6 separate regions of the Homo sapiens genome follow, and all the other regions are linked to region 1. Evidence: chromatin loops called from intact Hi-C (ENCODE). Cell type or tissue: dorsolateral prefrontal cortex. All regions are shown on one strand. Links, peaks and the distances in the headings refer to the core of each region. The heading gives the core; the rest is flanking DNA.

Region 1 (5,192 bases), core at 348-4,347:
GCGCTGCGCTCTGGATGCCGCGTGAAACCGCAGGGCGCAAAGCAGGGAGGTGGGGAGGAGGCTTTGGAGACCACAGGTGCTGGGAAGTGGAGCCGCCAGGAGGCCTGGGCCAGGTGACAAGGCCAGGCTGTGTGAAGTGGTGAGATCCTAGATGTATCTTGAAGGCGACAGACGCTATGAGGGTTGCAGGTGGAGTGGGAGAGCAAAGGGGGCAAAGAGGACCCCAGGGTTCTGGCCCGAGGCACTGTGATGGCGGAGATGTCATCTCCTAGACAGGAAAGGATACCGAGGGACAGAGAGCTCTGCTTCTCACCTTCTCTGGTCTCTGAAGCAACTTAAATCCATGTGCAGGCAAGTGAGATTCTTGTTTTATACTTGTCTGACAAAGAGCAGGGGAAGGCCAGAAAGGAAACATAGACAGTGGAAATAATAGTCATGTTTTAGGGGAACATACGGAAAACCAGTATTTGAAAGGGACGTTTTCTACCTCAGTATCCTTACAAACATCACATTTTCAGCCAAGTGGTGAAAAATCTACATTTATTTTTTTCCCTCCGAGAACTGGTACTGGCATTAGGCCCTGTTTATCAACTCTTCAGGATCTATGTGTATACTACTCCCATTGTAAGAATCGAACACTCTGGGAAAAAAATTCATCAAAGCTTTAAAACCAAAACCCTCCTCTGATGGGTTCCAGGTTTGCATTAGAGATCATATGATAAGAATATTTTTAAAACTATTTTTTTGTTGTTGTTTTGAGACAGTTTCACTATTGTTGCCCAGGCTGGAGTGCAATGGCACGATCTCAGCTCACTACAACCTCCGCCTCCCGAGTTCAAGTGATTCTCCTGCCTCAGCCTCCTGAGTAGCTGGGACTACAGACACCTGCCACCACGTCCAGCTAATTTTGTATTTTTAGTACAGATGGGGTTTTGCCATATTGGTCAGGCTGGTCTCAAACTCCTGACCTCAGGTGATCCACCCACCTCGGCCTCCCAAAGTGCTGGGATTACAGGCATGAGCCACCATGTCTGGCCTATTTTTAATGGTCAAATAGGTATGGAAAGAACCTTAGAATGATTTTTCTAGATTACACATTAAGGTCTATTTACTTTCCAATAGTTGATAGGAGTTTTATATACACAAGGCTCTGAATCAGAAATGGAGAGTTGAGTGGCCATAATAACATATTGTTATTTGTTGTTGATGACACAGTCATCAAGGGAAACAATGCAGTAATGCCATAAAGTTGTCATATCCTTTGATTCACGAATACATTTGCAGGTGTCTTTCATAAAGAAAACCTCCCAAATGAAAAAAGGCTTTTGGGATAAAGTGACTTTCACATTACTTATACCAGAATAAAAGAAGCAATGAGCAACAGGGCCGAGCCAACCTTCATCGAGTGCTAGCTGTGAGCTCCTTCCTGTGCTTGGCACTCATTTAATCCTCATAAGAATGCTGGGTGCTGGTGATTATGAGCTCACGGTACACACGGGAAGACAAGGCTCTAAGAGGTCACAAACTGTATGTGAATAATTCAGAATCCAAATTCAAGCAAACAAAAACAAAAGCCACGCTTTTCCCTTTACACAGAAGATCATACAACCTTTAAAAGAACTATGCAGATACTGAGAAAGGCTCAGGAGAACAAGGAACAAGAAACTCTGTTAGACTTGTAGGCACTGGACATGATTCTCCTACTCTACTCTTAAAACCTGCCATATGCAATTTATTTTGTTTTGAATATAAAGCTTTTTTTTTTTTGAGATGGAGTCTCACTCTGTCGCCCAGGCTGGAGTGCAGTGGCGCAATCGAGGCTCACTGCAACCTCTGCCTTATAAAGCATTTTCTAAAGGTACAAGCTAAATTTTAAAAATATCTCTACACAACTGATGTATAACAAAAATTAGTTCTACCTCATAAACACGTGGCTCAGCCCTCGGAACACATTTTCCTGTTCTCAACTGATGAACACTCCAAAAACAGAACAGATTTGAGCTTTTCCAGGCCCAGAAAAGCTCGCGAGGGGATTTGCTGTGTGTGTGACAACACTGCCACCCTGTGGCAGCACAGCTCCACACATGCTTTGGGCCGCATTTGCAAGTTCTCTGTAATCCCCCTGGAGACCCGGATCAGCTGGGTGGAAATGCAGGCTCTCTGTAAGCATAGGACTCAGGGCAGCTGAAATTATGGAGTTTCCTTTAAAATGTAGCTTTTAATAACTTTTTCTGAAAATTTTATTTTACTGGTGGGCTTCCCTGTAAATGCCTGCCTCCAATACTGCAGAGGCTTCCATCAGAAACAACGCCACTCAACACGAATTCTGGAAACTTTTTTAGGGCTTTTGCTATGGAAATCACTTCAAATGTAAGCTCCGTCCATCTGTGAAACACTATAATGACACTATTTCTGTCACTGCCTGAACAGGGCAAATGGACAAAATGTCTCCAGACAGGTTTATTTTGTTGTTTGCTTGTTTTATAAGGCAGTGATTTTTAACTCTTTTACCAGAAGAACTTTAACTTTATGGTATCAAGAAATGCAGAGATATCTGATGAAGCATGTAGTAATACCTTTAGATTGGTCAAATTTATAGAATTTGGATTTTTTAAAAAACCAAGAAACCAAGAAGCAGGGCCCATAAAAGGCCAGTTACTTTCAAAAGTTCATTCTTCAGAGAAAGGCCTGCTAATGACTGGTCTGTTGTCCTGGTGAATAACAGAACCAGGATTAGAACCCACGTCACTTTACTCCTACATCAGAACATTTGCACTTTATCAGACTGATATAATAATTTCTTTTCCATTTTTGTGTGCTGAATTGCAAATTAACTCAGGTACCTTGTCTCATCCGTTAGCACAGTTTATCACTGCTGTTTGTGTGACTTAGGAAACAGAGACCCGAGAGCTAACTCACACCTTATCATTAACCGGCATCCACAACTGACTATGTGACCTCCCCGTGTCTTGGAGTCCAGATGTGTGGGATGACGTTAACTGCAGTGTAATCTGTTCCATGCTTTCACAGCTACACAGGCTGAGTTTGAGGAAAATCAATACTGACCATGTCCCCACTAAGCCAGAGTCCCCCGCAGGTGTCCAGTGCAGCCCAGTTTACAGCCTGAGGCACACTTTCTTTCACAGATACAGAAAGGAGTGTTTTCTGGAAAATGTAAAATTCCAGGAAAACTACTTAAAGTTAGTTGAAAGATGAGAATATTTGCTATGATTCAAGCGCCCTTTGATTAAGACAGTGAAGATATATCTTGGAACAGAGTAAACTTCAGTTTCTAAGAAATTCACTAACTTTTCCAGAGAAGATCAAATTTCTTTGACCATCTACATTAGGATTTTTTTAATGCAAATCTATTCTCATAGAGTCTTCAAGTTACAGACATAATAAACCACTTACATTTTCTCAAGAAAAAATAATACATAATAGTATCTGCAAACTTTCTGGAGGGCTCCGGTCAGGTTTACTCACCATTTCAGAACATTTCCTATGAGTGTCAGATGAGCTATATAATTTCTAATCGCTACAATGAACCTACAAAGTGGGCAGTTTAGCAGATGAGGAAAGTGAAGATAGGTTCTGCATGCTGGGCCAGAATTGAAAGCTCGGCTTTAACACCCCAATGATGTAGGCTTGCCCTCGGCCTCCGCCAGGCTAAGCCTCTGTGCTCATCAGAGATTCACTATGACTTGAAGCTGAAGCTGTTACCCTGTTTGCACAAAGACATAGAAACAGCCAGCAGGGGGAGCACCAATAAAGCCAATACTCACTGCAATGTTTCCTGTAAAGCAAGAAGTGCTAAGCTAAGCGCTAAGCTAAGGAAGGAAGGAATTCACAAGGAGATGGATCAGTGTTACATTTTATCACCGGATATACACAAAAGGAGTGCCTCTCACAGCCCAGACAGTGAACTAAGGGAAGGAAGAGCTGCAAAATCCCTTAAAATAGAGGACATTCAAAGCAGCAAAAGGATGATGTGACTCATGCCTCCGTTTGATCCCCTCTTCTGGTAAGATTAAGCAAGCACTGGCATCAAAATGTGCAGACTAGGATCAATGGCGTGGAAAAAATATGTAAAAACAACGGCAGAGTGCTCTTCAGAAATATTACGTCACTAACATCCTTAATTGAAGAGAGCATCATAGCCAACATAAGTAGATATCAATAAATCTGATCAACCAATTCACCTCTGGCATTTGGATATTTTCTGTGTCTATATAAGGAAGATCAAATAAGCCCACACAACTAAGCACAGTGCCTAGAACAGACAGGACTGAAGCAGCAGGCATGGTCATCACTGGGAGCCATTATTATTTTAAGTGCTGTACTGCCCTAGGGCTTGAAACCCAGTATATTCTTATTTATGAGTTAATATTAATCTATCACATTGAAGCCTTATTACTTTGATTCATAGGAAAAGTCACCCTTGATTTTTAAAAGTGGAAAAAATATATCCCAGAAAACACCTCATATCAATAATATAACAAACTTCTTCCTTCTTTCACAGATTCATAGTATTCAATCATGTAGCTATACCACATCTTCATGTACCATAGCTTCATCTACCAATCCCCTCCTGATGGGCATGAACATTGCTTTCATCTCCTGTTGTTACAAATAATGCCACAATAAACAGCCTTACACATGAATCATTTTAGATTTTTGCCAGTGAGTCTTCAGGGTAGATTTCTAAAACTAGGATTTCTGTGTCAAAAACTAAATGTATGTGTAATTTGGCTAGATACTGCCAAATTCACCACCATAAAGCTAGCACTTTGCATTTTGCTCAGCAATGCATTTAAGGGCCCCACAGTTTAATGAAAAAGGTGTAGTAACAAACTTTTGGGCTTTTGCCAATCCCATAGGTGATGAACAGTGTTCACTGTAGTTCATTTACATTTCTCATTATGAGTAAGAGTTTTATCTCTTTCCTTTATTTATTTTCATTTTCTCTTTTTTGTCATTCAAGAGGGTTTTTTGTTTGTTTTCCCTAAAATCAAATTTATTAATATTTTCTCTGAGGTCAAATTTATCAATGTATTGAAAAGGATAATATCAGAGAACATCTTAAACCTAGAGAAAGTTACCGATATCCAAAGAAGGTAATAGAATACCAAGTAGATTTAACCCAAATACTACTGCAAGGCAGTTACTAATGAAACTCCCAAAAGTCAAGG
Region 2 (5,192 bases), core at 619-4,618, 1.0 Mb before region 1:
ACGCATGTTGTATTCACTTTTTAAGACAACTTATATATTGTAACACATTTCTAATGTTTGTGTGGCACACAGTGCCTGTTTAATGTCAGAAGTCCCATCTAAGGTTTGATTTTGATGAAAGAAAGAAAGAAAAGAAAGAAACAAAGAAGGAAGGAAGGAAAGAAAGAGAGAAAGAGTGGTATTTTTCTGTTTTTCCAAATACATTACCTTTTGAAATAAAATACCTTGGATGCTACCACTATTGAGTGTTATGAATCACAAAAACTGTTATAATTGCAGAAGGGATGAGATGCTCATTAACAGCATGGAAATATCACCTCTTAATTTCTACATTTAATGCCGGCTTTCCATGGATGGCAAAAAAAAGTACATTATCTGCCAGTTGGGGTCTTCTCCTGGTTTTTAGATGGAAGAAGAACCTTGAAACAAAACAAAGTAGATCCAAGAATATGGAGGAGGGATCTGGACCTTTAGTCCTGGCCCACCCCTCTCATTACTCGGCCTCTTCAGTTCTGCAGTTGACTAGTGTTTCTACCAGTGGCCCCAGAAGTCCTTGAAACTCTCTGATTGGCATTAACTCAGCCTCTCAACTTTCTCTCAGGCCCAGGGGCACGTGGCTTGTTGCCCAAGCTCCTCTGCACCTGTGAGGGTTTCCATTCACCAGGAGCCTTATAATCTCTGGCACACACCAGCCTCTTCCTTGCCCAGCCTCCAGCCGGTCTCCAAAGGAGTTGTGCTGGGGCTGCAGGAACAGCCCGCTTCTTTGTTCAGAAACACAAAACAGCCCTTACTGTCACTCTGGCTCAAACTTAAGATCAAGGAGCATGCCACCGCTCATTCTGAAGAAGAGAAAATTATCTTTATATTTTTTAAGGAAAATTGTTCTATCATTATGCTTTACATTTTGCATTTTGAGCCTTTGATCTACTTTGGCAAATAAATTTCCTTTGGAAGTTAGAATACTGTTCAATGGTTTCTTCTATGTTTCTTATACAGAAATATATGCCTTCTTTCCTTTCCATTCTAACAGTGGTCATGTGCAGTCTACAAATGCTGATGATGTTGACAACCCCTTGGGAGACATCGCATCGCTAGCCAAGCAGCGGTACTCTAAGCCTCTTTATACAAACACAAGTCGGTGAGTTCCATTCATGATTATTTCACTTGTTTTATTACTAAGGATGAAACATGATGATGGACTTTACCATAAATGAAGGAATTTAAACGTGGCTTTTATTGAACATTGCTGAAGAAGAAAGATACCTGCTTCCTAAAAGAAATGTGGTTTGTCACAAAGGAGATTTTGGGGATTGACTCACTTGGGGCCCTTGAGCAAGTCACTTTATCTCTGTGACTTCAGTTTCTTCATCTGAAACTTGTGAGAAAAAAAATGCCACCAAGCAAGGTGATCGTGGGGGGATCAATAATGTTTGTAAAGTATCTGAGACGCGGCAGATCACTAACAGAGAGGAATCACTTTTTTTTTTTTTTTTTTTTGAGACGGAGTCTCGCTCAGTCGCCCAGGCTGGAGTGCGGTGGTGCAATCTCGGCTCACTGCAGACACCGCCTCCTGGATTCACGCCATTCTCCTGCCTCATCCTCCCAGTAGCTGGGACTACAGGCGCCTGCCATCACGCCCTGCTAATTTTTTCTATTTTTAGTAGAGAGGGGGTTTCACTGTGTTAGCCAGGATGGTCTCGATCTCCTGACCCTGTGATCCGCCCGCCTCGGCTTCCCAAAGTGCTGGGATTACAGGAGTGAACCACCGCGCCCAGCCGAGAGGAATCACTTTTACACATAGGAACTTGAAGGCTGTCGTGCTGTGCTTCGTCCTGAGGAAGGAGTCAGTGGGCTGGATTCTTCCATACATTCTGCAAGGAAATCATTGCTACTACACATAATAATTCTAAAAATCTAAAGGAAGGATATAGGAAGAAAGCTAATTTAAAATATTCAGGCACAACAATTTAGGATTGTTTCTTCTTTGATACGTATATCTAAATTTTGAAATGTTGTATGAAATATTCTTTCTAAAGAATCAAAACATATTATTTGGGGTCATTTCTTCAAAGAGAGTGAAGAGCAGTATGGCAACATTTTAAAGATTTGGTGTAAAAATGAACCACTTAACTTCAATAAATTTGGGCATATAGCATTCCTGCCTCATCTTGCTGTTAATTTCTGTTTTTAAGCAAATGATATTTTGAGCGAATCATATAAAAGAATTGAAGATATTAACTGTACTTACCTGATTTGGGCACTAGAGGGCCTCCAAGGTTGCAAAGTTTCTTCTTTTGATTCGCTTTCAATTTTTAACGGAATCTTAACCTGTTAACACAAAGAAATGTTTTTCATTTTTATTTATAAAATATTTATAGACACAGAAAGATATAGTGTCACATATAACATATCAAATAACGTAAGTAAACTCCTGTGTATCCCCCACCTAGTAACATACAGAATCTTACTCAAATCTTTTCAGCCATGTGTGTGGCCCCAATCTCATTGCCCATGCCTTCTGCTTCCCCAGCTCAGAAGCTATACTCATTAGACTTTATGCCTTTCTTTTGCTTACTTTTCTTTCTAGTTTTGATACATACATATGAATCTCTAAACAAATTATTATGTAGTTTCCACAATACTGCTTGAGCTACAAAGCAAAGTACAGGAGAATATAAACAATATGATGTCATTTGCATAGGAGCACATGCGCCTACTTTGTGCCAAGTAAGGTACAGAGAGCCATCCTATTGAAAGCAAATATGTCTCTTCTTGAATTTTTTTCATCTTAAAGTTTCTTGAAGAGAAATGGCTTTATGATAGTATCTTTAGGGTCCTTTTTAATGATTGGTGGCACTTAATCATGGCTGGGAAACACTGCTATACCCCTGCCTTTTCAGTGAAAGCCATTTTTTTTTTTTTTTTTTTTTTGAGACAAGAGTCTCACTCTGTCACCCAGGCTGAAGTGCAGTGGCGTGATCTCGGCTCACTGCAACCTCTGCCTCCCGGGTTCAAGTGATTCTCCTGCATCAGCCTCCTGAGTAGCAGGAATTACAGGTGCACACCACCATGCCTGGCTAATTTTTTGTATTTTTAGTAGAGATGGGGGTTTCGCCATGTTGGCCAGGCTGGTCTGAAACTCCTGACCTCAAGTGATCCGCCTGCCTCGGCCTCCCAAAGTGCTGGGATTAAGGTGTCAGCCACCACACCCGGCCCAAAAACCGTATTTCAGGCAAGGGTCAAGGCCATTTACTCTCTAGTTCAAGTGGCTTCAGCATTGGAATCACCAATTTTTCTACAGGGCAAAAGTTTTAAAAATTTCCTTCATTAGTTGATTTTGTTTTATGGTTACTAAGTCATCTGACATGCTCTGTGTTTTTTATATTGGTAGTGATTGTGCTAATAGCTTAAAAATAGTAGTTTTTATTTTTATTGTAGAACTGAATCTGATCATTAAAGAAAAAGTATAGAAATATTAATAACAATGACAATATAACCAAACTCTTATTCATAACCATTATTAACATTTTGGCATATTTCCATCTGTCATACACACTTCTAATCTTGCTTTTGTATATTTACATAGCTATGATCACACTACACAGAACATTTTTACCACTATAACATTACCACATAATTATGGGTACATGTTTTTATGAGCTTATCATAGCTTCTATTTGTGTAGATGTACTGTAACTGCCTCATTCACTTAGGTTACATATGTAAATTGTTTCCATATTCTTTATATGACTCTTTCTTGATTTGAAATTATTTACTTAAGTGACATTCCTTCAAAAGGATTCTGGGGTCAGAATATGTAAACATTCTTAAAAAGTTCTTAAACTTATGGCTATCATTTTCTTGAAGTGTTATGTGAATTTACAGAGGTTTGGTGAGCCAATGGTTATGCTCAGTATTTATGCTCACCTTTAATAGTAACATTGAAGCTCCACAAATAACTTTTTTCCAAAAGTGTTCATTATGAAAATAATTCAGATATTTTTGAAGTGTAGAAAGTAAAATATCTCTTTCATTTTCAATCCCAATATTAAAAGTTTGATTTCTTTTTAGACTCTTCCCCTCATGCATTTATGAATGTGTGCAACATATATGTACAAGTGTATTGTGTGTGCATGGATAGGTGGAGTGTATGTGTGTATGTAAGATTGAAATATGCACTAGATATTTTTGCATATTAAAATCTTTTTAATGGCTAGATGTATCCCACCAAATCTATAACAAGTTTATATTGCCCAAGCCCTGAATACTTTTCTTGTTGTAAACAATATAGCAAAAACAGCCTCTACATATATGTTTGTACACTTATCCATGCATTCTTTTGGAACAAATCACTAAAAATGAAATTGTTGCCTGAGTTTTCTTATTAAAATTATTTTTGAATTTGGTAGGCATGCCCAGTTACTAAATGGCATTTAGAGTTCAGGAACTCAAAATGTTAACGCAGTTTCTACTGCAGTTCCTAACTTATTATAACTTGAGACTAGTTTAGGAAATAGAAAGAATCCAAAATAGTCATTGGGTTCAACAAAAATTATTGAAGCTCAGTATAGCTAAACAATTATCTTTGTTTCTTCAACAAACATGAACTGTTGACCGGATCTGGGTAGTGTTCAGGAATTTTTTTAAAATGATGCAAATTCATCCGCACTTATAATCTGTGTCAAGCAGAAAGTTAAGGTAAGACTGAGATGAGAATCCTGCTTTTTCAGGCCTGGCACGGTGGCTCACACCTGTAGTCCTAGCACTTTGGGAAGCCGAGGCGGGTGGATCACCTGAGGTGAGGAGTTGGAGATCAGGCTGGCCAACATGGTGAAACCCCATCTCTACTAAAAAACACAAAAATTTGCCAGGCTTGGTGGTGAGCGCCTGTAATCCCAGCTACTAGGGAGGCTGAGGCAGGAGAATCGCTTGAGCCTGGGAGGTGAAGGTTGCAGTGAGCCAAGATCGCGCCACTGCACTCCAGCCTGGGTGACAGAGGCCCTGTCTCAAAAATGAAAAAAAAAAAGAATCCTGTTTTTCAAATCTGTTGTTTTTATCCTCTTCAGTATAAGATCCATATTCTTTGCAAGGGCTCGGTGAACAAGTTTGAAGATAAGCTCAGTCCCTTTTAGTAACCATTTTACAGTCCCATATAATTTCAGTGCTTTGCAGTCATGAGTCATCAGTACAAG
Region 3 (5,192 bases), core at 662-4,661, 690 kb before region 1:
AAATGTTCTAGAATTAGATTGTGGTGATGGCTGCACAATTCTGTAGATATACTAAAAATACTCAAACGTAGCCTTTTTTTTTGAGACAGAGTCTTGCTCTGTCGCCCAGGCTGGAGCGCAGTAGCACAATCTCAGCTCACTGCAACCTCCGCCTCCCAGGTTCAATGTGGTTCTCCTGCCTCAGCCTCCCGAGTAGCTGGGATTACAAGCATGTGCCACCACTCCTGACTAATTTTTGTATTTGTAGTAGAGACGAGGTTTCACCATGTTGGTCAGGCTGTTCTCGAACTCCTGACCTCAAGTGATCTGGCCTCCTCGGCCTCCCAAAATGCTGGGATTACAGGCGTGAGCCACCACGCCCAGCCCAAATGTTAACTTTAAATGAACAAAGTGAATTATATCTCAATAGAACTGTTAAAAAAATAGAATATAAAAGTCCTAGAAGAAAACTGTCAACAAAAACAAGAATGAAAACAACTGCTTGACAGCAGATGAGTCTAATAAGCACGATGCCAACACTAAGGTTGGTTGACTGGACACATCCTGGACATGGATGGACTGAGGCTCCTCCCACAAACATCCAGAGCGTGTCTTGCCCTCTCGGTCCTCTGTGCACCTCCCAGGTCTCATCACTTTGTGCTCTTCCAAGGGCTCAAGTCTCCTCTCCTGCTCTGCTACCTGCAGGCTTTCCCACGGCTGCAGCTCCTCCTCGCCTCAGAGCTCCAAGAGTCAGGTGAGGCAAAAGGACATAGTAGGTGGAGTGGCAGTGCCACACTCTGACTGGCAGCCCCTTGACAATGACACTGACCCCAGCCTGCTCCTTCTCCTGAGTGCTGTCTTTAATTTGAACAAGGAAGCCTCCTGGAAAGGCTTGAAATGATTGTGAATTAAAAGCTACCTCAGCCGGGCGCAGTGGCTCACGCCTGTAATCCCAGCACTTTGAGAGGCTGAGGCGGGTGGATCACGAGGTCAGAAGTTCGAGACCAGCCTGACCAACATGGTGAAACCCCATCTCTAAAAATACAAAAATTAGCTGGGCGTGGTGGCGCACACCTGTAATCCCAGCTACTCAAAAGGCTGAAGCAGGAGAATCACTTGAACCCGGGAGGCAGAGGTTGCAGTGAGCCGAGATTACACCACTGCACTCCAGCCTGGGCAACAGAGTGGGAGACTCTGTCTCCAAAAAGAAAAAAAAAAAAAAAAAAAAAAAACCTTATAAACCAAACAGAGCATTTGGTCTCACCTGGCTCTGTGTACACAAGGGAGATTACCAAGGGGCATGTGTGCAGTGCATCTTAGAGCCTTTTTGAGAACTGTATCATGATTCTCAGTAGAGATGGCTTATGCCCCAACCCGTGTGGGCCAGCCTGCCCTCACCTGGTGAATGCACAGCATCAGGCAGCAAAATAACAGCACGCCACAACACAGTGTCAAACAGACTCCTGTGTGGGCATCTTGTAAAGGTGCGCAGCCAGCAGCTCTAGGGTGGGGCCCAAGACTGGCTTTTCTAAGGAGCTCCCAGACAATGCTGATGATGCTGATGCTGTTGATCCACAGAAGACACTCAGATTAGTGAGGCTATGGACAGGCCGCTGTCCTCCAAGGAGGGCCAGTGGCAGAGGTGTGGGATGGAGCCTTGAGGAAGGAAAAATGGTAAAGATTCTGCGGCCAATAAGCTATGTAAGTTAGAAGTCTCATGGCAGGCTTGAGGAAGCGGGAACAGCCGCTGTGCGTGGAAACAAGGCTGTGTAGCATGGGGCAGGGCAGGCCGGTGGGCCAAAGAATGCAGGCTTTGCTCTGCCATCTCTGGAGAGCCAGTGCCAGTGTTTGAGCATGGAGGTAATGAACAACACTTTCCCCTCTGTCACATTCACAGAAAATGAAGAATGGAATAGATGTAGACAAACCTTTAGCCGAAAGCAGACAAGCCCCAGAATGACTTCCACACAGATTTCAAAGCGGGGATCCTGGCGCACCAGTGACTCAAACTCATGGGACAGCTGGACATGCTTCAAAGAGGAAAGGGAAAATCTGTTTTTCTCATGGCCATTTAATTCAGAACTTAACTACCTAGAAAACCTTATTAGACTGCCCATGTATAATTCATTTAGACGCTCTTGGCAATTTTCCTCAAGTGCTTTTACCGTTCACTGACCAGCTGTTTCCAGGCAGGCTAAGAAACTCATTCCCTACATTAGCACAGGTCTAGTGTCCTCAGAACACCAATTGTCATTTTCTTCTGTTCATGGGACTATTCTTATCCCACCCAAACTGTCTTTTATAATGTTAGAATAAACACCGTGAGGAGGTATTTGATCATTCTGGAAGAGACAATGGCTAATGCCCATCGAGTTGCTCCTCTGTGCTTGAGGTGCCAGCGCTCACCACTGCGGCATCCTCAGGACAGCCCACAACACAGAAGATATCATGATTATCCCCATTTTGGAGATAAGAAAACAGGCTGGGAGAGGGTGAGCGACATGCCCAAGGTGCACCCGGAGGCCTTGGCTGAGCTAGGATTCTAAGGCAGCCTGATGGAGCTGCAGCTCTGTGGCTGCCACAGCTGTTGCTCCTCCTCCGCGTTTGCCACCTAGAGCTGGGCATCCTGTCCGCTCTGTCACATTCAGAAACGGCCTTCCTCTCATTGAATATCACACTGACCTTATTTCACTTCCAAATAGTTATAGAACTCAGAAGCTATTCAGACAGCATGTGATCCTAGGAGAAGGAGCCCTCCGTGGCGTAGGCCCGTGCCTTGCTCATTCTAAGCCCGCGGATACAGCAGGGCCCCCATGTTGCAGGTGCTGGGGAGGACCTGCGGAAACGCGGCGCCTCGCGGGCAGGGGGTGGCTGGGACAAAAACACGTGTCATACGAGTGGTTCCTCGTCATGCCACCAGAGAGCGCCAAAGACCTCGGCCTCATGGGCGATCCCGAAAGCCGGTTCCCGCCCAAGGAGACAGGCTTTGAGCATCGCTGGACTCTGCTCCTAAGGCAGGATTGGGTCCCCTTTAAGAAAGAAGTGGAGTGTGTTTTAAACAGGAGCCAGCATGATCATAACTAGTTGTCCTTGAGCTTAAAGACGTCATCATTGTGGGGAGATAAATCCCTTATTTTTTGGCTTTCTTTCCCCAAAAAAGCTGAATTCGTCTCAAATGGGTAGAGGGGGATTTCCTACCCAGGAATTCATATACATACTCCTTTCCCAGTTCTCGCCCCCAAACAGGTCCTCATAGTGCTCGGCAGCTCCTGGAACTGTCCTCACCGAAGCTTTGGGAGTAGGCAGTTCATGGCACATCCTAGGCATTCTATGAAGCTTGCAGATGGATGTGTTTATATATGCTGTGCCACAGAGGAGGTGGCTGGGGACACCTGCCCCTGCACACCTGGTTGTGAAGTGGCAACAGGACTTAAAATGGAGGGCTGTTACCATCACTAAGGCTGAATATCATAAGTGTGCTTGTTCCCATGAAGCCTGGGGACCTCTGTCCATCAAGATGAGGCCACAGCTTAGGAAGGACACCAGGATCAGAGAGAGCCAGCAGAACAGCAGCAGGCCTTCTGCAGCTGGCTAAACGGGTGGCTCTAGGCAGATCCAGGCTCATATTCAGGACTCAGTTTCCTCATTTTTTTTTTTTTTTTTTTTTTTGGTGAGACGGAGTCTTGCTTTGTCACTCAGGCTTTAGTGCAGTGGCACAATCTCTGCTCATTGCAACCTCTGCCTCCCAGGTTCAAGTGATTCTTCTGCCTCAGCCTCCCGAGTAGCTGGGATTACAGGTGCCTGCCACCATGCCTGGCTAATTTTTTGTATTTTTTTTTTAGTAGAGACAAGGTTTCACTATGTTGGCCAGGCTGGTCTAGAACTCCTGACTTCATGATCTGCCCACCTCGGCCTCCCAAAGTGCCGGGATTACATGCGTGAGCCACCACACCCAGCCAATTGTTATTTTAAAAAAAAAAAAAAAAAAAAAAGCAGGGGAGTGGGGCTTGGAGCTGATAAGTGGTTCTCAAATTTTAGTGCATAGAGAAGGTGTCTGGTTTGCTTGTTAAAACAGAGGTTGCTGGGCCCCACTGCAGGCCGGCACTGCTGGTCTGGAAGCATGTCTGAGAACCACTGGACTAGGGAATATCTATCTTATTCTGGCAATTTTGGGGGAGAAAAACACAGTCCTTATGTTCTCATAATTGCCATTGCTCAATGAACTTCATTCTTGGCTAGATGTGGCTAAAGCACAACCTATGTGATGTTTCTACTGTGACCATCTTCCTGGACCTGATAACCTGCAATCTTAACGAAAGTGACTTAACAGATCTTATAAATAACCTCATCTCAACAACCCAAACTACAGTCTGGTTCTCTTGCCATGTATTTGCTTATTAAGACATTTGAAGGCCAGGTGCAGTGGCTCACACCTGTAATCCCAGCACTTTGAGAGGCTGAGGTGGGTGGATCACCTGAAGCCAGGAGTTCAAGATCAGCCTGACCAACATGGTGAAACCCAATCTCTACTTAAAATACAAAAATTAGCTGGGCATGATGGCGCATGCCTGTAATCCTAGCTACTCAGGAGGCTAAGGCAGGAGATTCGCTTGAACCCAGGAGGCAGAGGTTGCAGTGAGCTGAGATTGTGCCATTGCACTCCAGCCTGGGGGACAAGAGTGAAACTCTGTCTCAAAAAAAAAAAAAGAAAAAAAATTTGAATTTATTTCTAAAGTCCCGAAAGACCTCCGCAATTTTACCGTGATAAATAATAAAAACAAAGTCACCTTGCGGATATAAGCCTGCAGTCCTTTGACTCCATACATCCTAAATACAAACCACATTTTCAAAGAGCGAAATCTTCTGCCCAGTGGTATCTGCCAATGCTGAAATGAAACATGAAACAGACCATCAGTGAGGAAGATATTAAAAGCTGGCTTCCTTTTCGGCTCACCGGCTCGCCTATTTCTCTTGGAGGCAGCCGATTCCCTGGTGGCCAACCTGCTCCCATTGCCATGGCCTGTCTTGGATGGCAGGGCCCTCGGTGATGTGGGCAGAGGCTTTCTTTGCAAATCTCCAAGAGAAAGGAACACAGATGGGGACTGTTGACCTGGGAGCCAGTGATGTTCATTGTTTTCACTCAACAGGTGTTTGCGGCATGCACAGCAGGGCCAGACCTTGGGCTGTCCCCTAGGGTTCCGTGGTGAGCAAAC
Region 4 (5,192 bases), core at 710-4,709, 150 kb after region 1:
TACAAAGTTCAAGTCTAAATCAGAACCAAGTGTTAGCATATTTCACATTTGTATGTCCTTGATCTAAATATTAATACTACTTTGGTATCAAATATTTATGCTCACTTTTCAAAACTGCAGATCAATTACAAAATTAAATTTAATCATAAATTTATAACAAAGCACAAAAGGCCTAGAAACCTAAACTACTTATTACGGTGTATAGATGCATCCTATAATCATTGTTTTCTTAATAATTACAGGAGCACTTGCGTGGACACAGATTATGACTTCATTCCCTGGATCCCAAATTAAGAAGTCCACAGAATCCAGGCCTGCATATACGTGGGGGCTGTCGCTCTGCCTGGGTCAAGGTTCCACTCAATAATAATCCACTCCACCTGTGCACTGGAGGTCACGAGAAAACACAGGAGGGACTGCAGGCAAAAGTTCCTGGGGGCAGGAGAGATGCAACACTTAACAAATACCTTTGTAACAAATTTTAATCATACTTCAGTTCTATCCCCTTTATAGAACCACTGAGAAATAATAAAAATGCTCTGAGACTATGTGATATTGCAACACAGAAATGTCCAACTCTTCTAATTTATTAGTAAATATTTTAATTACAAAACATTAAAATTCCTAGGCCTACTCTCCACATTACATCAAGCAATTCTTAACTTTTACTTTCTTAAATGAATTGCCAAAATAAAGAGTAGCTCAGAAGTAATATCTTTTAAAAATAATGCTCAAATCTAACGGGAAAAGTTTTATGTAACAGTTCATTATACATGCTCTCATTTGAAAGAATGTAAACACTTTCTCTAACATGTTAGCCAAAAGCCAAAGGCCTAGAAACCTAAGCTTCCTATTATGGTGTAGAGTTAATATTTTCTTAATATCTGCATGCTTATGAGGGTTTCATACAAAATGTCACTGTGGCTGCCCCATGTCACTACCAAGAGTCACAGGCCTTCTACACTTAATACTATGTGCGGCACCGACAGGACTAGAGTAGCTCAAGTTACCCACTTCGATTAATTTTTTAAAATTTCTTTTGGTTCTAATAACTTGATTAAATAAATATAAATTTATGCAAAGAAATGAATAACAGCTATGTGTACATGAAGTCCACATTTTGACGAAACTGATTAGCAAAACTTCCACTGATTTTTACATGAGCAAACTGCTTGAATACAGCCATTGATCAAATGCACCAGCTGTTTTGACATTTCATGTCATTGGAGATTACTGTATTCTACAGAAACATGTCTTTCCTCCATAGGAAAAAAAAAATTAAGCATGGTCCTGCCAAACAGCAAGCCTTCTTCTGTCCTTTATTAACAGAGGGTCCAATGGGAAATTTAGCCCTGTGTTCTGTAACAGCCGACTACTGGGATGGCTCCTATAAATATTCAGACAAACGCAAAGTAAACAGATAAAGTAGAGAGTTAAATATACTTCAAAACCTCACCAAAAGGCAATTTGCCTTTACTTGTGTTCTGAGTATTCTGTCAATTCTTATACTTCAACTGAGCTCTAAAACTCCCTAAAAGTCACATCAAGTCTGACTTGTTAGTTTTTGCACACAGCCTCTTTCCTAAAAGAACACTTTCCCCAGGAGTCAAGGAAGTCATACATCACTGTTTTAATGAAATTCCTAGTAAAAAACATACAATTTCAATCCAAGTAAAAACGTATATTTGTGTTTTTCACAAAGATAACTAATAACTACCTGTTAATAATTTAGCCAGACACAGAGTCAGTGAGTTTACATTCACCAACCTATCTCCCTTCAGTAATCTTCTAGAAGAGCGTTTGTAGGCCACAGGGTGAAATCTCGTTAATTCACTGCACCCAGTCTAGCTTGTTTCTATACAACACAAGGAGGAGTGGTAGTTTCAGCAACAGCAACAGCTTCACCACATCAGTTTGTTATCATGTGGGAAGACAGAGGCTTACTGAAAGTTTGATTTTATAATAAACGGTTGCAGAATCAGATGGAAAACAAATTTCCCTCAAGCACACTGCAAACACTGCCTTAATCTCAGGGAACAGAGGAGTAATCTCAGTGAAGAGCCAACAGAATCTGCCTGCCACCAATAATGTACTAAAGCCACAAATTTCACAGCAATATCTAACCTTTATAATTAGCAAGCATACACCTAAATTATATAAAATATTCGAAGACCTAACACCATTTATCTCCTCAGATTTGAACACAAAATTGCTTATTAAACACGTAATTCTTGTCTGAAAAAATATAAGGATATTAACATTTTCTTGATGCTTCTTCACTGAAAGTATTAACAAATGACAAAGTGAGAACAATAGAAGTTAAAAATAATATGTCTACATTTCTTGGACAAAGATGTTCGGACAAGTAAATTAGACACTGGATATGAGTGAGGGAAAGAACTGAATGCATCAGGAATAATTTCATGTTTTCCATAGCAAAAATCCTTAGTTTTACTTTGCAATTCAAATATGAAAGCCAATCAGAGCTCTGGGAAGCCCTGAGAAGGCCAGCCCTCGACTACCTCTTGCCACACAGTACCAGGCTGAAAAGAGTGCCACGCTCTTAGGGTAAGTCCTTTCACTTCTATCATTAGACTCCCTTCAAGGATCTTACAGATACTCTTTGGATACAGTTTTGCCGGCCTTTTAAATGTTCTCTCTGTCTTCATATTTATTTATAAGGTGATAGTGACAAAATAATTCAGTGTCCTTAAATAGGCTCATTTAATAGGCTATGAAAGCCACAGATTTAAAGATACCTCTGTTTCACATTTCCCTGTTATTTTGGGATGCCTATTACCATGAAAAAGGATTTCCCACATTTACTTTCTTTCTGGGGAATTTGTTTGTTCAAAGAGAATTATATAACCACCAGTAAGTGCACTGCAAAAAAAAAAAAAGAGAGAGAGAAAGAAAACTTCTTTTTAACATTCCTCAGCTTCAGGATTATTTGATTTGCTAACCTGGCTCACCTTTTCCTGGCATTAAAGGAAAACTTTAAAATTTTAAAAAGAGCCCGACTGAAAGTCTTTTACACACTTGGGCAACACGCCCGCCTATGGGCACATGGGCAGGGTGAGTCAGTGGGACACAACTGTAACAGAAAAAAAGATTTGTTGTCCCCAAAGCTGCCTCCTTCAAGTCCAGTTGCCATAGCAGAAAGTGGGCCCATTCAGTAAGCAGGTGCAGGGCTCACCCCAACCCTCATTCCATTTGCAAGACTCATACACATTTGCTCCAGGCGAGCGAGCGAGTTCGAAGGTCCCCGGCGCGCCGCGCTGAAAACTACAAAGTCCACCGGGACTGCGCGCTACCCCGCGGCCCAGCCTGCACCGCTGGCCGGGATGAGCACGGCGCACCTGGCTCGGGGTCTGAATAATGAGCAGGGCTGCTCGTCCTGTTTGAGGGAAATTACTCTTTCTGAGAGTCAAATCCTGAATGTGACGTGTAATCCCTGCACGCAAGGTGTGGGGATAGCAAACAGAAACCGGGAGAGGTTTGGGCAAAAGCGGAATCGCGAAGACAGGGATGGGCCGCCAGACTCGCGGGTCCGCTACGGATGTCTGCGCCTCAGGCCTGGCCCCACTAGGACGCCCCTTCCACTGCCAGGGGAGACCCTGGAATAAAGGCAGGGAGGGAGAGCTGCTGCCATGAAACCCTCCGGGCAATCCGAACACCTTCCGAGAACGCGGGGCCCGGGCGGCTGCGAAGCCGGGGAGCCCTCCCCTCCACGCTGCCGGGAGAGCCGATCCTGGGGCTGCCGCCGAGGCCGGGAGAGGGAAGACTTGATGGGAACCGGCCAGGGGCAAGCCCGCAGGGAAGAGGCCGGAGTCAAAGGCCGGGCGTCCCCTCGCTCCCCGCTCCACCCCTACGGCAAACACTTGGGGGGCCTGAGGAAAGCTCGGAGCTGAGTGGGGGCTGTGCTGGCGGGGACCCCCATAAGGACGCCTGCATACAAACCACCCCGCGCGAAAAGTGCGCTCCGGCCCCGGCCCGACACGGTTACCTGGGCAACGACCCGGGTGCCCAAAGTACACAGCACGCACCACCACCCAACACCAGCACCCAACACCAGCACCGCACCACCTGCTCCACCACTACCACCAGCACCCGCTGGGGCGGCAGAGAGGGCGCCCTGCCCGGGAGCGCGCGGTGCGGACGCGGGCGTCCGAGCCCAGGGAAGCCCCCTCTCCACCCCGCCCGACCGCGGGGCCGCTTACCCGGTCGGGGGCTTGGCCGCCGAGGCGCGCGGCGCGTCCATGGTGCCGGGGGCCGGGACGCGGGCGGTGCTCCGGGCCCGCCGAGTCAGGCGCTGGCTACCGCCGCCACCGCTGCCGCCCTCATTCACTTTTTCCGCGCTGACCCATCGTCCTCCCACGCGGGCCGGCGGAGGACAGCGGCGGAGCGCGGCGGACGGAAGGGGCTGGAATCGTCTCTAGCGGGCGGGGGCGCCGGGAGCGCAGGGAGGGGCTGGCGGCGGCGCGGGGCGGGGGCGCCGGGAGCAAGGTGCGCCGCGCCCCCGCCCCGGCTGCTCTGCCGCGCCCACCGGAGCGCCGCCCCCGCCCCGCCCCGCCCCGCCTGCTCAGAGTCCCGACCCGGCCCGCGGCGAGCGTCCGGGGAAGGAATCCTCCGGCACCTGGGCCCTGCACCGACACCCGCGGGTGCGGCAGAGGGCTTCTCCCCGTGCTCCTCCACCCCTGGGGGGAGCGCGACCCTCTCTGGGCGGAGTGGGGGATCCCGGGGCCGGCGCCTCCTGGCGGAGTTGGGGGAGGGGAACCACCTGGAGCCTGGAGGCCGTGCGAGGGCGAGGTGGGCGGACCAGCCCGGGAGGACTGACGTTGGAGGGTGAGAAGTGAGTGTCCGGCACCGCTCTCTGACCTTTATCCGTGCAGCAAATGTCTAGTGCGTAGGGTCGCAAAGTGGGAGTCCCGACCGGGAGCGTCAGGAACACCTGGGAACTTGTTAGAAATGCAGATTTCTGGGGCCCACCAGGTCCCACGGAATCAGAAACAGTGCGGGCTGGAGCGCGGCCTCGCTTTGCTAACAACTCACTCGCTCTAGGTGAATGCTCGCTTAAGTTTGCCAACCTGATTCACTGGGCGCTACTGTGGCACAACCCTGCCACTCCAGTGCGGGCTGGCGGGCAGATATGCAGGTCCTGCCGGCCACGCCGGGGCCCAGAGCAAGTCAGC
Region 5 (5,192 bases), core at 572-4,571, 960 kb before region 1:
CATGTGACTCTCTTCCTCCAGAAAACCAGATAGGTATTCCTTCCTAGTGGTCTCAGGGCAGTTTCAAGAGGTCAAAAGCAAAATCTGCAAGAGCCCTCAAGGCGTAGCTTCTGGAATTTGCACAACTCTGTCTCCATCCATTTCATTATCCATTGATGTCAGTGCAAGTCACAGGCTGCTCCTGAGTCCAGACTCCAGGGATCAGGAAATGGACCCCACTTCTTGATGGGAGAGCCCCAAAGCCACATTGCATTCTTCTGCTCTTGTATGCTCACCTCTGACACTATCTACTGTCATACACCATCTTCAAGAGTAAAAATAGAAGAGATAGAGATTACTGACTGACACTTAGCATTCCTAAATTTTGAATCTGACCCTGGGTCAGCAACCTACCCCTGCAAGCTTCCCATGGGAAGCTAAGCCTCAAGAGAAAATCCCTGGGTGTCACTGTTGGCCTCAAAGCCACGTAGAATCACTTCAGTGACACCACTTGCCTGAACTGAAGGGAGCAGGAGTAAAACTACTTTACTTCTTTGTTTTCCTCAGCCTAGCCCTGTTATTATCCTTACTCCTTTGATGGTAGCAGGAAAAATGTTCAGCAAGGAGAAGCAAATACAAAACACAGGAACCAGAGCAAAAGCACAGAACAGTGTTCACCCTAATGCCTGTTTATTTTGTATCTCTCTGTCTAATGCTCACCAGAACTACATGGCCCAATCAATATCCCTGGACTAGACCAATACAAAAGCACTCCTCTTCCTTGAGGATAATGAGGGGAAGAAAAACTAAGGGAGGTAGGAGCTTCCCCCTGCTAGAAGTCACCTCCCAAGGCTGAGGCCAAGCATTTTTCCATTTACTCATTCAATAACAATTTATTAAGCAACTATTAATCTTTTACCCCAGGCACTGCTCTAGTACAGAGATCCTGTGTGTCAGTGAGGAGCCTGCACTTTTCTCGTACGATTCTCTCTCTGAGCTCAGCATGGCTGGCCATGCATTGTAGGCTGCTGTCCAAGAGGCTTGCCCAGGCCAGAGACCACCCCAGTGCTAACTGTGCCTTCTCCCCCAGGCTCCATCCCGCACACTGCCTCTTTCAGATCTCTTTCTCTCTCCCTTTGTAGCTCTGTTCCTTCTGGAAGGTGGGGAGGCTCTCTTCTCCCCTCTGTCTACCCAGTAAATTTCCATTTACCCATCAGTTCTCCATAAAAGATTACCTTCCGCAGTGAAGCCTGGCTGGCTCCTGGGCCGAGTAAAGCTCCTCTGTTCTATGGTCTTGTATGATAGGTTCCTCGCCTTCATAATATTCTCAGTTGTAACCATACAGTCATTTATGTGATACTTTGGTTAATCTCCATCTCCCTCCACGAGGCTCTATGCTTTCTGCAAACAAGCACCATGGTCATTTTCTCTCAGCGCCCTATTTCCAGTACCCAGCATAGTCCCTGCAGCAAGCTGTTTATGATCATCGTTTGCATAAGTGAATGGATGGATGAATGAGCAAATCTCCCTGTGTGGTCTGCAGAGGTATCCCCTGAGCCTGTTGCTGGGAATGTAGGGCCCTAAGACAAAACCTTACCTCAAATGAAGACGTCTTCCTAAAAGGCTCAGATCCATCTTTCTCTCATTTCTTTCAGGTCCTCAACCAAGAGCCCCAGGGACCTCATTTCAAGGGTCCCTCCTTCTGTTTCTCACAGGAAGACTAGGAAATACTCGTGCTAACAGATTCCATTGGCTGCCTTAACTGTCCCAAAATCCCAGAATCAGCCCCAATCCTTGCCTTGTTATAATTCAGGTACAGAGAAAACATAAAGACGTTCACAGTTGTAGAGTGATAAAAGCAAATGCTCTTCCATTGGGCCCACAAGTTTTGAGCACCCACTGTGTGCCAGCACCAGCACTCACAATGAAGCAATTCTATGCTGGGATTTTTTGACATCTTAAAATGCCACTTGGTAGTGGTTTGCTAAGAGGGACAAGAGGGAGGATCATGAGTTGAAAGCTGCTGTGGAAGACAGTATAGTTTTCTGGTAAAGACGCATCCAAACTCAGAAGAAGCACAGACAATCTACGACTTCCTGTTGGCTGCTCTTCCAGACAGTCTGACTAGCCTGCCGACATAGCCCTGGTTTTTGAGGGGAACTTAAGCCCTGCATTTAAGGGCCTAGATCATCGCTGCAAGTATCAAAGAACAAAGAGCATAGTCATTAATTTCTAGAATGATGGCTGTAATGAGGAGATGCCGACCTGAAGTCCCAGGAAGGAGGAATTAGCAGCCCACATTTTGTCTTTCCATTGACTGTTGTAGGGTTACAAGGAGAGATAAAGCAATGAGAGTGGCACTGGTTGGCTGTGCTTGCCTTTTAAATATATATATATATTTAACAAGCCTTCATTTTGTCCTAAGAGAAATCAAATGCTGCATTTAGGGGCCTGCAGCAGAGCACAGAATGGGTCGCTGGCCCACTCCTAGCCTGAGCTGCTCCTGACCTTGGAGTTGAAGCTTACCTCGCTGCGGGAGGTCTGATAAGGCGATCTCTGCTCTCCTCGGAGATGCATAAGTGCAGACAGCCAGAGAGTGCCGTGGGTTTCCACCAAGGCCAGGCTATTCGTCATGGGCTCTCCTTGTGGACTGTGCAGGTCTGGGTGGGGGTGGGATTTTAGGAGGGAAATAATGGTGAGGAAATCCTCTCCCTCTCACACTAAAAGTATTTTTTCTTCCCCTGTGAGTTGGGAAAAAAATGGGAATTTTACCAAAATAAATAAATAATAATGATTGCAGAATTACTGTGCTGGAGCTTTTAAGAGCCCAATCTGCAAATGGGGTAAACGGCCACCAGATGGCAGTACTGACCAGGTCCTTGAATCAACCAATGCGGAGCCCACAGACAGAATCCCGCATCACGCTCTCAGGGAGGAAACTGAGGCCAGATCCCATGAAATCATTCGCCAGATGTTAAAAAAAAAAAAATCAGCTGATTCTATTCAGCGTGGCTCTGCTTTCTACAGGGGTCAAGTCTATCACATTGCTATCTTAAAGGACTTCACAGTTGTAGTGATGGAAGCAAATTCTCTTCTTCCATCAGCCCACATGTTTTGAGCACCCACTGTGTGCTGGCACCCAGCCAGGCACAAGGATTTGCAGGGAATGAAATCAGCTCCTGCCCTCCTGGAGCTCGCGGAGCACTTGTTTGTCTGTCTGTCTGTCTTTCTTTCTTTCTTTCTTTCTTTCTTTCTTTCTCTCTCTCCCTTCCTTCCTTCTTTCTCATTCTTCCTTTCTTTCTTTCTTTTCTTTCTTTCTTTCTTTCTTTCTTTCTTTCTTTCTTTCTTTCTTTCTTTCTTTCTTTTTCTTTCTTTCTGTCTTTCACTTCAACTTTTATTTTAGATTCAGGGGGTACCCGTGCAGGTTTGTTGCGTGCATATATTGCTTGATGCTGAGGTTTGGGGTACAATTGATCCCATCAGCTGGGTAGTGAGCATTGTGCCCAATAGGTAGTTTTTCAGTCTTTCCCCCTCCCTCCCTCCCTCCCTCTCTAGTAGTCCCCCATGTCTGTTACTGCCATCTTTATGTTCATGTGTGCCCAATGTTTAGCTCCCTCTTACAAGTGAAAACATGCGGTATTTGGTTTTCTGCTCCTGTGTTAATTCACTTAGGATAATGGCCTCCTGCTGTATCCATGTTGCTGCAAAGGACATGATATCATTTTTACAGCTGTGTAGTATTCCACGGTGTATAGGTATCATGTTTTCCTTACCTAGTCCACTGTTGATGGGCTCCAGGTTTGTTTTGCTATTGTGAATAAGCACTTGTTTATTACGATGTACCTAGGCAGTGCCAGCACCAAAGTCTTACCCAGTTGACGGGAGTTCAAAAGGAGACAGCATCGGCTGTGGATGGGGGAGGGCAAGCCAGGAAGAGGGGCAGGTAAGTTCAAAGAGAAGGTGACATTTTAGTATGTTTTGAAGCCCTGTGTGACTCACACTTGCCTGCCAGGGAGGAAGATGAGGTTATTCCAGGCAGAGGAGCAGCCTGGCCAACAAGACCCTGCATAGCTGGCCACGGAAGTCGGCTGAGGTTGCAGTGTGTAGAGTGTGTGCAAAGTGGGGGGTGGGGGTGAAGCTAAAAAGGAACACGGGGCAGCTTGTGAAGGGTGCTGGACCCGTGATGAGTCGCTTCCCTAAACACGGAGCGACTCATCACATTGCACAGGCGTTGACTGGGCTCGGGGAGAATGGGGGATCGAGAGAAGGAAGCACCAGGCATCCCTCCTGGGACTGATGAGCTGGGCCAGATAAATCTGGGATGGAATTGACCTTAGGCTACCCACCCCCAGCCCCCACCAGGCCGATGGGGTCCTTGGGGAGTCCCACAGCACCCTCTATCGCCGCACCTCTCCCCTCACAGCAGTATCACCGGTGAGCTCCTCTGTCCCCTGGATTAGGAGAGGAACCCCCCGGAACGCAACGCTGCTGGAAATGGGCTCCTGCTTTTGTTTCTCTGTCCCATCAGGATCTGCCTAAGCTCCCTCGTGGAGTGGGTACCCTATAAGCCACTGTGTGGTGTGGACGCACGAGGGGCATGAAGCAGGGGCAGTGAGTGAGTGTCCCTGAGTTTTCTAAGACAAAGCAGCAGCGGCAGATGATGGGACCTCCATGGGGAAGGCCGCGATGCCGAGGAAGGAGGGAGAGGTGAGCTCTCTGGCACCAGGACCCAAGGCCTTCTAGTCCACGTTAGGCCGCAGCCCCCACTGCACGTTAGCCTGCCCCTGGGCAGAAACACCCTGGGGTGCACAGTGTATGGGGAGCTCATGCTCCTGGGAGGGTGGCAGGGGAAGAGGAAGGCGCTGGAGCAGGCAGAGATGGAAGCAAGGAGATGTAACGAGCAAAGTTTTCCATCAAGGAGCTTAAAAAGGAGGGGTTAGGAAAAGCGGGTATGAGGTTGTTCACCTCAAACTCATTCATTCTGGGCTGACCCTGTGGCCACTCCACGGCTGGCATCGCTGCAGCACTGGGGCTGAAACTGGGGAGGCTCCAACCAACTCCCCTCAGGGAACGTTGCTTCCAATGAGAGAAAGTTGACCAGAAATAGCAGCAAAGACAAAATCTGAATGTGGATATTTTCTTTCCCACTGGTGCTGGCAAGAGACTTACTCCAGCTGAGTGGCATGGGCCAGCGGGTGTGGCCAGGGAAGGCC
Region 6 (5,192 bases), core at 641-4,640, 210 kb after region 1:
AGTGAGGTGGAGGTTGCAGTGAGCTGAGATCGTGTTATGGCATTCCAGCCTGGGCACCAAGAGTGAAACTCCGTCTCAAAAAAGAGTATATGTTGCTAAAATATTTCCAGATCAAACGATCTGACATTGGGGAATTACTTCAGCACAATCTGGAGCAACGATGGGAGTGGGTGGGAAAGATTCCTATCGCTGTGAGTTGTTGAAGTTGGGTAATGGGCACATGGAAGTTCATTTTACAACTTTCTTCGTTTTTCTGTTTAAAAGATGCCTATATTCAAAGTAAAACAGGCAAAAAAGAAAGAAAGAAAGGCTGATGAAGATCACAGTCACAGCCTGACTGGGATGGGACGTACAATTCAGGGACTAAAGACAAATCACAATAAACAACACAAGTGTTCACATTAAAATCTAAATGACTTATGGGATATGGATGTTGTTTACCAATAGTAGGACTTACACAACTTTGTGTTGGCAACAATAGGCTTTATATGAGATTATATAAGATTATTATATAGGCTTATAAATGTAGAAGCAGGATTTGACTCCCTGCCCCGTTCCTTTCAAAGACTCCTTGTGTCTCCTGCTCCAACCTTCCAGGAGCTTCCGGCAGACGCCTGTCTGCAGTCCTGCTCTGACACTTGTCCCTTCTCCCATGTATCCTGGACTTGTGTCTAAGCCTAGAGTGTGAATTTACTAATGAGGTCAATTAAAATGGGCTAACATCCCAATAGGAGGCACTGAGAACAGACATTTACTAAATGTTCCTGGCAGAGAAACACCTGCTTGTGTTATATGACGAAGATCTCATTAGTAGCACATTTAATAGAAGCAGCATTTTCTTGTTCTTTTTTTTGAGATGGGGTTTCACGCTTGTTGTCCAGGCTGGAGTGCAATGGGCACGATCTCAGCTCACTGCAAGCTCTGCCTCCCAGGTTCAAACAATTCTCCTTCCTCAGCCTCGCAAGTAGCTGGGATTATAGGCGCCTGGCATCACACCTGGCTAATTTTTTGTATTTAGTAGAGACAGGCTTTCACCATGTTAGTCAGGCTGGGCTCGAACCCCTGACCTCAGGTGATCCACCCCCCTCGGCCTCCCAAAGTGCTGAGATTACAGGCATGCACCACTGCACCTGCCCAAGAAGCAGCATTTTCTAAGAGGTAATTAAATTGATTTCAGATAATGGACACTTGGAGCAAGGAGGATTCTTCTGGGGTTGAGAAGTGCCCTTAGTCTAGGGATGACCAGTCAGTGTGATATCATGCCATATCAAATACATCCAAGCAGCCTCTCGGGCGTGATGATGAGGATGATGAGGCCTCCCCCAGGCGGGGTGAAGAGCAACCGCTGTGAGCAGCTACTCATGTCTGCTGTGGGCACAGCACGTGCCACTCCTGCCTGATTTGACAGCTGATTAGAAACTTTTCTACAGAGGAACTAGAGCAGCATTTTTAGGTGTGGACAGAGTAGGAGAGGTGTAGTTGGTATATGAGAATGTGAGAATTGGGGCTAGAGGCCCTGATTTGAAATCTCAGCCCTGCCCTTTATCAGTTGTGTGTGGTGGGCTATCTTTCCCTCCAGGAGCACAGCTATGCAGTGAGTGGAGCAGGAAGTCAGGCATGAGGCCAGAGAGCTTTGTTAACCTGAGAGGTTGTGATGATGGAAAGTCTGGCGAGATGATGAGCGGGTGGGAAGGTAACTTAGTGGCTAGGAGGGGAGTTGGGAGTTGGAGGTTGGAGGAGCAGATAAAATCAGGCTCCACAAATTGCAGCGAGCCTGAAGCTGGCAGCAGACGGCAGGGGTCCAACTCCACAGGCAGAGGCTTTTCATGGCTCTTGTGGGAAAAAGAGTCCTTGCTGACAAGTCCTGCCTGCATTGGCTTAGGCGGCCCATGTCCCTGGGGGTCCTGCACTGCAGACAGGCCCAGGGCCTGAGCACCACTGAATAGTTCCTGGTCTGCAAACTGCAGATGACACCACACCAATGTCAGAGGTGTTCTGTGAGGGCAGAATATAGTTGTGCGTAGGCAGCACTAGGTAAGCAGCAAGGCCTGGACAAGGCTGATTGCTGTTCTCTGCATGGACCTGTGTGTTGGGTTGCAGGGGGCAGCTACCTCCGGCTGGAAAGCAGCAGACCAGCTGTTCTGCAGAATGCAGACACCAGGACAAGCACCTTCCACCGAGATAAGCAGTGCTACATGCAGCTCCCCAGACATGCTGGCTTCCAATACTGGGGGAAAAAAATCGCAGAAACCACTTCCATCTAGTGGTAACGGAGGGAAAATGCAGGCCTGAACTGCAGCACTCTCCTAAGGAGGCCCAGGACTGAACCTTGCAGACCCTTCCAGGCAAGCCAGCAAATCTTATCCATCCCAACTTCCCAAGGTTAAATTGTCTTCCAGATCAACAGCCTTAGTCTGCTGAAGAAATTTACCTGCCATCTACACCACAAAAAAACTGTAGGGCAATGCAGATTCTGGGGGTCCCTGACTCAAAATAGAATTGAGCATTTTCTAGACAAGAAACAAAGCTAAGTGTCTAATGTTTCTCTAGGATCATGAAGCCACATTAAAAATTGACTGATCGATAAGCAATAGACAAATGAATAAATAAACCCTGAGTAGTTTTACAAAATAATATGATAAAAATTGAAACCATGTGTCCAGTTAGGGTCCCCTTGGCCCCCCCAAATCTCACGTCCTTCTCACATTGCAAAATACAAGCATCCCTTCCCAATAGCCCGCCAAAATCCTAACTTGTTCCAGGATCAACTCTAAAGCCCAAAGTCCAAAGTCTCATCTGAGACTTGCAGGTAATTTCCATACAGCTGTGAGCCTGTAAAATGAAAAACAAGTTATTTCTTCCAAAATAAAATGGTGCTGTACCATTAGGTAAACATTCCCATTCCAAAAGAGATAAATCAGCCAAAAGAAAGGGGCAACGGGCCTCATGCAGTATGAAACCCAGCAAGGCAGATAATGAACCTTAAAGCTCCAAATTAATCTTTGACACCATGTCTCACATCCTGGGCATACTGGCGCAAGGCAGGGTTCCTGAGGCTTGGGCAGCCCCTTCCCCATGGCTGTGCTTGGTGCAACCCTGTGGCTGCTCTCACACATTGGAGTTGAGTGCCTGCGGCTTTTCCAGGCTGAGGGTGAACACTGCTGGTGGATCTACCATTCTGGGGTCTAGAGGGCAGTGGCCCTCTTCCCACAGCTCCAAAGACAATGCCCTGGTGGGGATTCTGTGTGGGGGCTCCAACCCCACATTTCTCCTCCACACTGCCCTCATAGAAGCTCTCTGTGGGGGCTCTGCCCCTGCAACAGGCTCTGCTTGGGCACCCAGGCTTTCTCACACATCTTCAAATCCAGGTGGAAGCTGTCAAACCTCAGCCACCCTTTATTCTCTGCTCCCACAGGCTTAACATCATGTGGAAGCAACCAAGGCTTAAAATGTGCACCCTCTGGAACTGAGCCTGCTGTATCTGGGGCCATCTGAGCCTCAGGCGAAGTCAGAGCTGCTGGGATGCAGGGAGGGGCTGCATTTTGAGGCAGGGCAAGGCAGAGGAGCCCAGGCCTGGCCCCCAAAGCCATTCTGTCCTGCTAAGCCTCTGGGCCTATGATGGGAGGGGCTGCCTAAAAGATTTCCACAATGCCTTCAGGACCTTCCCCCCCATCATTCTGATAGCATCTGTCTCTCTTTTAGTCATGCTAATCACTCTAGCAGGTTACTCTACAGCCTGCTTTGATTTCTCTCCTAAAAACACTTTTTACTTTTTCAAAATTTCTTAATTCTTACAGTTTGCTTCCTATTTTTTTTTTTTTTTGAGACAGGGTCTCACTTTGTTGCCCATGCTGGAGTGAAGTGGTAAGAACACGGCTCACTGCAATTCTCCTATCTCAGCCTCCCAAATAGCTGGGACTACAGCGAGGTGGAGAGGCAGGTGCTGGAGAGGGTCTAGGGCCAGGTGATGCAAAGGTCGTGAAAGCACATGGGACCTTGTCCTGAGGACTGGTGCTCATCTCCTATCTTCATGCTCCTCCAGGGCAAACTACACCCTCCTTGGCAGGAGCAGGGAGCAAGCTGAGCGGTCAAGGCAGCTAAACCTGCCAGCCACACAGACCAGCTCACAGGACTGGAGAGTAATGGTACCCAAGAGCAGTAAGATTGCTCCACCCCAAATCACTAGACAAAGCTCAGCACCAGCCTCTGGCCCAATGGTCCTGCTTCTGTTTTCATTTTACCAACAGGTGCAGTCTCCTGTTCCTCCAGGAAACACCCAAACAACAGGATAGGCAACTTCACCCAATCCCCGCCACTTGTAGCCAGGCAGGCCATACTTGCTAGAGCTTCCAGCCCCGTGGTACCACTTCTGTCTGAATTCTGCTGACAAGCACAGTCTCTTGTTCCCCTAGGAAACACCTTAATGGCATGGTGAGTGACTCCACCCACTGCCACTGCTCACAGCCAGCAGCCCACACCTGCTAGAGCTTCCAGCCCAGCAGTCCTGCTTTTATATGAACTCTGCAGGTGGGGGCAACTCCATGTTCCCCTGCGAAGCAGCTGGACAGCAGATTAGGTGACCCCACTCATCCCTGCAACTCCTAGCCAAGCAGTTCTTGCTGGCTTGGGTGGTGCCCAAGCAGTGGGGGAATCCTCACTCTTGCATCACTAAAAGAAGTGAGATGCCCAAGTTCACAGGTCAGTGGAGGAGTGGGTTGTGCCTCCCTCTGTACAGCCATTCCAGAAAGGATATGACCTGTTTGCCAACTGTGGCCCCTACATGAGGAAGCCCCATGGACAAGAACACCTAATAAAAGAAACACAGGCGTGGAGTCAGTGATCAGAGGGGGCTCTTCCAAGGCTCAGGAGTGGACAAGGTGAGGGGGTCATCTCTACCCCACCCCCTAAAGAGCACTATGCTAACTTGAGGAAAACACAAAAGAGCTGTGCAGCTGAGAAAAAAGCCTATCTGCCTGTCCGCTGGCTAACACTTTTAAGTGCCACCTACTGGATCACGGTGGAAAATACAACACAAAAATATTTTGCCAGTACACAGCACCTGTGAAAACTAAGGCAAAGATTAAGCAACAAATAAACATTCTGTACATACTCCTGACCCTCTGAAAACACCCTAAAATGAAGCCAACTGACTGTACTCAACTTACTTCACAGTTAAAGGAACACTAACCCTT

What was found. Peaks named below come from ENCODE experiments on the same cell type or tissue, not always from the same donor. Only the 100,000 strongest peaks of a DNase experiment are listed, where the experiment ranks them.
Region 2: it touches region 1 in a loop (8-fold over the local background); 30 of 110 quality-filtered maps call a loop at or near these places.
Region 3: it touches region 1 in a loop (10-fold over the local background); 84 of 110 quality-filtered maps call a loop at or near these places.
Region 4: it touches region 1 in a loop (2.9-fold over the local background); 4 of 110 quality-filtered maps call a loop at or near these places.
Region 5: it touches region 1 in a loop (7-fold over the local background); 25 of 110 quality-filtered maps call a loop at or near these places.
Region 6: it touches region 1 in a loop (7-fold over the local background); 93 of 110 quality-filtered maps call a loop at or near these places.

What each region holds. Positions count from the first base shown.
Region 1 is chr7:51,159,155-51,164,346 of GRCh38, forward strand. The region is part of intron 5 of COBL (cordon-bleu WH2 repeat protein); the gene reads right to left. Among named protein-coding and RNA genes, the nearest start is that of COBL, 160 kb to the right of the region's middle. RefSeq lists an enhancer at 1,878-2,172. In dorsolateral prefrontal cortex, for the core only: CTCF peaks have their summits at 2,057 (motif pointing left), 2,271, 3,770 (motif pointing right) and 3,970; DNase peaks (open chromatin) are centred at 2,037 and 3,737; H3K27ac peaks cover 4,000 bases.
Region 2 is chr7:50,140,251-50,145,442 of GRCh38, forward strand. It overlaps SPMIP7 (sperm microtubule inner protein 7), which reads left to right. Exons shown (of 9, transcript NM_001161834.3): 7 at 1,031-1,138. Among named protein-coding and RNA genes, the nearest start is that of SPMIP7, 47 kb to the left of the region's middle. In dorsolateral prefrontal cortex, for the core only: CTCF peaks have their summits at 2,250 (motif pointing right) and 2,449; no DNase peak of the experiment used is centred there.
Region 3 is chr7:50,465,307-50,470,498 of GRCh38, forward strand. It overlaps DDC (dopa decarboxylase), which reads right to left. Exons shown (of 15, transcript NM_001082971.2): 12 at 4,767-4,865; 13 at 1,908-2,009. Among named protein-coding and RNA genes, the nearest start is that of FIGNL1, 18 kb to the left of the region's middle. In dorsolateral prefrontal cortex, for the core only: a CTCF peak has its summit at 2,894 (motif pointing right); a DNase peak (open chromatin) is centred at 2,895; H3K4me3 peaks cover 804 bases.
Region 4 is chr7:51,312,373-51,317,564 of GRCh38, forward strand. It overlaps COBL (cordon-bleu WH2 repeat protein), which reads right to left and starts at 4,437. Exons shown (of 13, transcript NM_015198.5): 1 at 4,221-4,437. The coding sequence starts at 4,261. LOC124901633 (a long non-coding RNA gene) reads left to right here and starts at 4,612. Exons shown (of 2, transcript XR_007060324.1): 1 at 4,612-4,852. RefSeq lists an enhancer at 4,695-5,192. In dorsolateral prefrontal cortex, for the core only: no CTCF peak of the experiment used is centred there; DNase peaks (open chromatin) are centred at 2,512, 3,169, 3,620, 4,002 and 1 weaker place; H3K4me3 peaks cover 4,000 bases; H3K27ac peaks cover 4,000 bases.
Region 5 is chr7:50,202,687-50,207,878 of GRCh38, forward strand. No RefSeq gene overlaps it. Among named protein-coding and RNA genes, the nearest start is that of IKZF1, 99 kb to the right of the region's middle. RefSeq lists enhancers at 2,917-3,096, 3,877-4,806 and a silencer at 4,113-4,162. In dorsolateral prefrontal cortex, for the core only: a CTCF peak has its summit at 2,840 (motif pointing right); a DNase peak (open chromatin) is centred at 2,855.
Region 6 is chr7:51,364,989-51,370,180 of GRCh38, forward strand. No RefSeq gene overlaps it. Among named protein-coding and RNA genes, the nearest start is that of COBL, 51 kb to the left of the region's middle. In dorsolateral prefrontal cortex, for the core only: CTCF peaks have their summits at 2,261 (motif pointing left) and 2,461; a DNase peak (open chromatin) is centred at 2,140.